2 separate regions of the Homo sapiens genome follow, and region 1 is linked to region 2. A link is an interaction called in ENCODE POLR2A ChIA-PET data of the cell type or tissue named here. Cell type or tissue: OCI-LY7. All regions are shown on one strand. Region 1 overlaps MRTFA (myocardin related transcription factor A). Region 2 overlaps MRTFA (myocardin related transcription factor A).

Evidence for each region. ChIA-PET counts read pairs that join two places held together with the same protein. Peaks named below come from ENCODE experiments on the same cell type or tissue, not always from the same donor. Only the 100,000 strongest peaks of a DNase experiment are listed, where the experiment ranks them.
Region 1: POLR2A ChIA-PET joins it to region 2 with 6 read pairs; 3 of 35 experiments call an interaction of 5 or more read pairs at or near these places.

What each region holds. Positions count from the first base shown.
Region 1 is chr22:40,466,614-40,470,613 of GRCh38, reverse strand. The region is part of intron 3 of MRTFA (myocardin related transcription factor A); the gene reads left to right. Among named protein-coding and RNA genes, the nearest start is that of MRTFA-AS1, 53 kb to the left of the region's middle. In OCI-LY7, no CTCF peak of the experiment used is centred here; no DNase peak of the experiment used is centred here.
Region 2 is chr22:40,591,807-40,595,806 of GRCh38, reverse strand. MRTFA (myocardin related transcription factor A) reads left to right here. Exons shown (of 15, transcript NM_020831.6): 2 at 1,072-1,133. Among named protein-coding and RNA genes, the nearest start is that of MRTFA, 43 kb to the left of the region's middle. RefSeq lists enhancers at 1,233-1,442, 2,023-2,222 and a silencer at 2,068-2,362. In OCI-LY7, a CTCF peak has its summit at 2,727; a DNase peak (open chromatin) is centred at 1,796; H3K4me3 peaks cover 2,432 bases; H3K27ac peaks cover 2,591 bases.

The DNA.
Region 1 (4,000 bases), 130 kb after region 2:
TTACCATGGTTTAATTTGCTCTTTTCCTAGTTTCCTTTTTTAAAATTAGCTGAATTTCATATTCATCTAGTTTCTTAAGGTAAAGGCTTACCGCATGTATTTCAGATCTTCTTTTCCAGTGTAGGCTGTGAATTTTCTAATATAAACCTATGAGTTTCCCTCTAAGCACTGTTTCAGCTGTATTCCAGAAATTTTGATAAATTGTTTAGTTCAAAGTACTTTCTAATTTCTCTCATTCTCTTTTGACCCATTGGCTGTTTAAGGGTGTGCTCTTTAATTTCTGCATATTTATGAATTTCCCAAATTTTCTTTTGCTCTTTATTATGTTTCTTTATATATATATATATATATATATATATATATATATATATATATATATATAAAATTTTGGAGATGGGGTCTTGCTGTGTCACCCAGGCTAGAATGCAGTGGTACAATCTCGGCTCACTGCAACATCCACCTCCAGGGTTCAAGCAATTCTACTACCTCAGCCTCCTGAGTAGCTGGGATTATAGGCACCCGCCGCCATGCTTGCCTAATTTGTGTATTTTTAGTGGAGACGGGGTTTCACCATGTTGGCCAGGCTGGTCTTGAACTGCTGACCTGAGGTGATCCACCTGTCTTGGCCTCCCAAAGTGTTGGGATTACAGGCGTGAGCCACTGTGCCCAGCCATATATTCTTTATATACATAATATTTATAGAGATGGGGGTCTTGCTATTTTGCCCAGGTTGGTCTCTGACTCCTGGCCTCAAGCGATTTTTCTGCTTCAGCCTCCCAAAGTGCTGGGGTTGTAGGTGTGAGCCACCATGCCTGGCCTGTTTTTGATTTCTAATTTAATTCCATTGTCATCACAGAATGATTTTAATCCTTTTAAATGTACTGAAATTTGTTTTATTGCTTGGTATGTGTTGTGACCTGGGGAGTGTTCCATGTGTGCTTGAAAAGAGTGTATATTCTGCCATTGTTAGGTGGAGTGTTCTATATGTTTGTTAATTCTATTTGGTTGATGGTGTAGTTCAAATCCTATATGTCTGCATTAGTCTGTTTTGGGTTGCTAAAAGGGGTACATGAGGCTGGTTAATTTATAAAGAAAAGAGGTTTATTTGGCTCATGGTTTTTCAGGCTGTACAAGCATTGCACCAGCGTCTGCTCAGCTTCTAGAGAGGCCTCAGGAAGCTTTTACTTATGACAGAAGGCACATGGGGAGCAGGAGTGTCACATGGCGAGAGAGGGAGCAAGAGAGATCCCATGCTCTTTTAAACCAGCATGCACATGAGCTAAAAGAGTGAGAACTCATTACTTGCGGGGAGGGCACCAAGCCACTCCCAGGACATCTGCCGCCATGACCCAGACACTTCCCACTAGGCCCCGCCTCCAACATTGGGGATCATATCTCAGCATGAGGTTTGGAGGGGGCACACATTTGAACTGTTTCAATATCCTTACTAATTTCTACCTAGTTGTTCTGTCTATTGTTGAGAGTGAGGTAGATTGCGATTTTTAGAGGAGATAAACTCAAATACTCCTTATTCAAAGTTAGTTAAATAAGCACCATGCAATTTATTAAAATGTAGAAATGCTCTAGTATTAGTTGTACCTTACAAATGCCAGAAATGACATCTATTAATTTACTTTCTAGTATACTGGGGCTATTTTAATGTTTTTAGTGTGAAGGTCATTGTTAATTCTCATGAAAACTGATGCATTCAAACTTGGCTCCAACCAGACCAGTCTTTCAGTTGATTGTTTCTGGATAGCAGTTTCCCCCCTGAAGTATGACAGCCTCCAGAGTTGGAAGCCAAATATCTGAGTGGGGGAAGAGAAAAGATTTTTGAGAAGGCTTGTCTGCATTTTGGTCTCCTCAAGCATATACACCTCATTAATTTTCAAATGCAGCACTGTTTTGGCTGGCATATAATTTCTAGTCCAGGGGCATTTCCTTTACTCATCAACAAGTTTGTTTTGGAGCCTTTTCTAACATAAATATTCTGAAAAGTGGTGGCCAAGTTTATTGTCATTTGATTAGAAGTTTCATGAGAAAAAGACTTGTCAGTATTCCTGAGTTACAGCTCAGTTAATGAAATGTCCCTACAGTCTGAGAATCTTCCTTGAGAGGACTTAGCTGGGCAAAAGATTATGTGGAGGGAGGGGTCTTGTTTTTTTACTGTCCTGTTCTTCCCATACTAACCCCACCTTCCTATTCTTTTCTACTTCCTCATAATTTATACTTTATCTTCTGATTGTAGAAGTCTTGGTGGAATCAATACATGTATAAGGTAGGAACAGCTATCAACTGCATGTTTCCTTTCCAGTGAAATCCAGGACAAATGACCGGTGGAAGAGCTAGGCTTGAGAACTCCACTTCTTACTCCTTTCTTGTTCCAGTCTTGATTGACCCAGCTGTTTGATGTGTTCATTTCTTGGGTATTACCCCTCGAATCCTATCAACATCCTTCCATGGTCTTACAGGGCAGAGATATATTAAGGTCACTCCTTGGCTTTTCCCTCACCCCCAAAGTAGCTAGTTATTCAAATAGCAATTGATGCCTTTGTTTGAGGCAGGTAAAAAACTTGATTATTTCCATGGAGAGTGGAGAACCTAGGGTTTTTCACTTTATGGTTGGGTTTCTTTTCTTTTTATTCCATTCTTTTCTGGCAGGCAACTCAGTTGATTCACCACCCATCAGCTCTAAAGACATCTGTTCATCTATGTATAGGTTGTTCACACAGGCCCATTTAGAAACATGATATATTAAATTTGTGGAAATCAGTAACAGTAAAGGATTAAAGACTTATGCTTGTATACAAATAAATATTTTTGTTGAGTCTTTATTGGCTTGGGGAATGATGAGCAAATCTAAGTAGTGATATACAATGACATAGAAAGATGTCAAAATTCCTACTCTCCTAAATCTCCATAGGCTTATACTGTCTGTGAAAAATCATCATTTGTTTCAGATATTTCTCGGTGAGAGTGGATGTGTATTAAATTTATGGCCTCTGAAATTTATTCCTGATTTTGGTAACTTTGGCAGTGAACACAGAACATATGGCTCTGTGGTATTTACTGAAAGTAGGTTATTAAATAATTGCTTCTAAAATGAATAATCCTAAGGTCTGGAAATGTAAAGTCATTTTGTTTAGAATGCTTAGAATTAAGAGGAATTAATAGACCAAGGAAACAAAAACTCCATATAAACAGCTGTTTCTTTGTAGTTGGAAGTCTTAGACGATGGATCATTTTTAGTCTACACAGATAAACATAAAGCAGATAAATTATAAAACAAAATGAATTATAGGTTGACTGCCATAATTCTGAGTTTACTGCTTCAGTCTTTTTTCCCCCTCTTTGTAACCATTGAAGGTTATGCAGTGCATAAAACAACACATACCTAAATCAGGTTATTGCAGTACCCAAGATGATACTGATACAGGATAATTCTGTTATTTGAGTGGGGAACTTTGTCAGATGTCAGATAAGCACAGAGTTCAAAGTTAACTCCTGGGAGGGACAAGATGGAATTTTCAGATAACTGAACTTTAATTTCATTCAGTTTTAGAGATGGAAAAGGTTTATTAGATAAGCTTTCGTCTTTGTACTGGAGCTGTATATGTGTGTGTATAAATATATATATATATATACATGCATAATATATACACGGTTGTGTATATGTGTATGTATATATAAGCTGAATATGCCTTTACTGTAATCTCCACAGAAAACTTGAATCAAATTTATTAAATGTGTTAGCTTTCATAAATTTAAATTTTTGCGTTCATGAAGCAAGAAGTTTTTCAATCAAGAAGTTTATGTAATATCCCTATGGCCCTATTCATATATGGTTTACTTAAGAAGGCTAGTGGTTAATATTTCAAAATTATTCTTGGATTAATAGCCATTGCTTATGTTATTGTTTCTTTGAAGTGTTCAGACTTACTGAATTGCATTGTTCCCTTATTCTCTGAAATAAAATTAATTTGTCACATTTAATAATTTT
Region 2 (4,000 bases):
CTGGAAAGACTTTCTCCACTCTTTGCTGATCTAACTTATTTTTAAAGGTCCAGCTTTAGAGCATCTCTTACGTAAAGCCTTCCTCTCTTTTCCCCAGAGCTTGCTGATTTTTTACTGTGAATGATTGCACAAAGAGGCTGTATTATGCCTCATAATAAGGACTTCCATTTCTTGAACTGTTTTTGTTTTGTCTTATCTGTCCAGTTAGTTTCTCAACTCCTTAAGGGAAGAGAATGAATCCTCTTCAGCACCTGGTATTAGTGCTCATCACATTGTGAGGACTCAAGAAGTAAATGATGAATGTAGAACACTTATACATACAAACCATTATGATAACCCACCTACGGTGGTAGAGATTGCCTATGTTTATTTAAAAGGCATTTCTCGGCCGGGCGCGGTGGCTCACACCTGTAATCCCAGCACTTTGGGAGGCTGAGGCAGGTGGATCACGAGGTCAGGAGATCGAGACCATCCTGGCCAACATGGTGAAACCCCGTCTCCACTAAAATACAAAAAAAAATAGCCCGACGTAATGGTGCACACCTGTAGTCCCAGCCTACTTGGGAGTCTGAGGCAGGGGAATTGCTTCAACCTGGGAGTCGGAGGTTGCAGTGAGCTGAGATTGCGCCATTGCATTCCAGCCCGGCGACAGAGCGAGACTCCTTGTCCAAAAAAAAAAAAAAAAAAAAAGGCATTTATCAACACCAATAAGAGCAGTTTTCAGAGGTATAGGACAATTGTCATTTGGATATAAGGATATAAAATGAGTTAATAAAAACACTTGTCTCATAGAGTTGTTGTGAGAATTAGTTTTAATATTTAAGTACTTGCAACAGTATCTAGCATATAGGAAGTGCCCAATCAGTGTTACCTATTATTTAACTCCACTTACATGGGCCTTTTTTTTTTTTTTTTTTTTAACCAGTGACAGAACTCTTAACACTGTTGTGTGCATGGAGAGGATTGAAAGGAGATAAGAAACAGCTTCTTACCTTTGAAACCAAACGCCTTTTAGGAATGGGAAGAACTGTTTATATTGCATGAACTTTTATTTTTCTGTTTGTGTTGTAGTGATCGGAGGGTATGGTTGGCATGGAATTGAATTTCATCTGTCTGTGGGAATTGTAAGCAAGGTAGGTCCCAGATTTATTTACTCTTCCCTCCCTCCTTTCCTAATGTGGTCGTTAGTATCTTCAATTGTACTGACCTAGAATAGATCAGATTTGACTATTGTTTGGGGAAACATTATCTTTTTCAGTCTCACTCATCGTGCCTCCTGATGGTCTGTCCTGTGGTTTAATGTTGTGGACTACATCTAGTATCTCATTAGAATGTAGAGAATGCTAAGAAACAACATAACCAATGTAAAATTTTGGTGGTCCTAGAACAGAACCATGAATTTACACATGTACCCACCCACACATACCCCTACCTCTTTAATCCAGTCCTTGAGGGCAGAAGTTTTTGTGTTGGAGCCATTATGTAAACCAATTTAGGGTGGTGGGTAATGGTAGGCTAGCTTATTCTGATCACTCTAAAAATCAGTAGCCTGTGTGAATGGTAGACTAAATGCAACAAAGGACCTGACTAGACAGTAGCCAGGCCATTACTGGCAACTGTAAATTTTGTTACTGATGACAGGATCTGTCCATCTGTAACCACTAGAGTTTGATTTGACACAACATGCTTTGTTCCTATCTTAAGCTCCTGGGCCTGAACAAAAGTACACCAGATAGAGCTTTGGCTTATGTATCTGTCTTATGTCAGGTGCCTGCAAAAAGAGCTATAGATGGCAGTTCACGCAGCTCTGCAAAACTATTTCTGTCAGAATATTTCCTGTCAAGGTAAAGGCTACTGCTAGTTCATGTAGTTCTAGTTTTCTACCACCATAAGTATGTTGAGATTCCCGTTGCTTATTGGTACAGGAGACCTGGCTCAGTTGCAGAGTAAACTTGACAGTCAAAACGGAACTCCCCAACCAGGAATCCTGTAAACTTGTGTGTGGGGTTCTATGGGTTGATGTCAGTCTGGACTCTTGCTGCATCTACACTTAGCACAGGTTCTTGAGACTGGCTTTCTCTCAGTCACAAAGAAGAGATTAGTACATTGCTACAGGGAAAAACAGTGTAGCCACTTCCTATAGCAGAAGGAACATGGCCTTGGAATTGACGCTGCTGTCTAGGAAGGAGGAGGAGACGGTAGATTAAAGTTAAACTTCTGTAAATGAATCCTTTGTCATCATCTAGTGGTCTGAATTTTCTGGGTGTGATCTGTGTGGTCAGTAAATTATCTTTTTTCTATTGTTCTACTTTTATATTGGGGTAATAAACTATTCCATGGAAATACTGTGTGATAAAATTAATGGAAAGTAAAGAAAGGTACCAACTTTTATTGAATTCCTGCTGGAGTTAGGCATTGTACTGTAAATTTTCATGTATGTTCTTTTACTGAAATATATCAAGTTCATTGATATTACAGCTTTTCAAGTCTAGGTGAATAATATTGTGACTCAGTGTCTTGAACTATTTATAATAGCCATTTAGAGGAAATAGAATTTTGTAGTGTTTTATGTTACTTCATTTGTTTTCTGGAGAAGGAAAGAATAATTATATGAGTTAATTTTTTTCTTTTTTTGGGGGCTTGCTACTGATTAGCCAAAGGCAGGGTGGAGACTGGCGGGTTTGAAATTAGAGACACCTGTGCTGTTTTGGGAAGTTGAGGCTCTTGACCTAGGATTTGCTGAAGTTGGTGCAGGAGAGGTCAGTGTAGGTTAATATTTTCAGAGCTCAAAGCAAGTGTGGATTGGGGTTGTTTATAGGTGCAGTTTTGCTTGATCTCTGTATCTGCAAATGGAGTAAAAAAGTACAGTACTGCTGTTTTGGGAAACTTCTGCAAAAGTCCCTGAGCCAATGCAAATTAATTTTCTTCAAAAATACCAAGAAAATTCCCCATTTGGCTGTTTCACCTGGTTGAGGGAATTGACTCTTGTCATTATGCTTGTAAAGAAATTACCAGGCTGGGTGTGGTAGTTCATGCCTGTAATTCCAGCACTTTGGGCGGCTGAGGTGGATGAATTGCTTGAATCCAGGAGTTTGAAACCAGCCTGGGCAACATGGTGAAATCCTGTCTCTACAAAAAACACCAAAAAAAATTAGCCAGGCATGGTGACATGTGCCTGTAGTCCCATTTGCTAGAGAGGCTGAGGTGGGAGGATTGCTTGAGCCTGGGAGGTAGAGGCTGTAGTGAGGTGTGATTGCATCACTGCATTCCAGCCTGGGTGACAGAGTGAGACCCTGTCTCCAAAAAAAAAAAAAGAAAAAAAAAATGTCCACAGATTTTTTTTTTTTTTTAAGTTAAGAGACAGGGTCTTGATTTATTACCCAGGCTGGAGTGCAGTGTGGAACATTTACAGTTCACTGTAGCCTTGACCTCCTGGGTTCGAGTGATCCTTCTGCCTCAGCCTCCGGAGTAGCTAGGACTGCAGGTGTGTGCCACCACGCCTGGCTAATTAAAAAAAATAATTTTTTTTTTTTTTTTTTTGTAGAGACTGAGGTCTCACTGTGTTGTCCGGGTTGGTCTTGAACTCCTGGCCTCAAGTAATTCTCCTACCCCGGCCTCCCAAAGTGTTGGGATTTACAGGCATGAGCCACCATGCCTGGCCCACACATTCTTTTAAAACAATTATAAATTTGATTTTCTGTTTTTAAATTTTCTCTTGAAATTCTTCTCTCATGGGAGATACCATCTCTATGTCTTTCAGTCATGCAGTAATTGGGGGTCAGAATAAATTGTTCAGCTCTTTCCTAGGTGATATGCAATTAAACTGAAGTCTTCCTTCTCCTTTGGACTTGTGCATATATCTATGAAAGAAGAAAATCTGGTTAAGAGCAGCAGAATTACCTGGAGATACTATACTGTCCTTTCAAGGGCTGAAATGGACACATTAACATTTCTTAATCTATGCATTTTTCCATTTTTATTTTTCTGTCTATTGAATGAA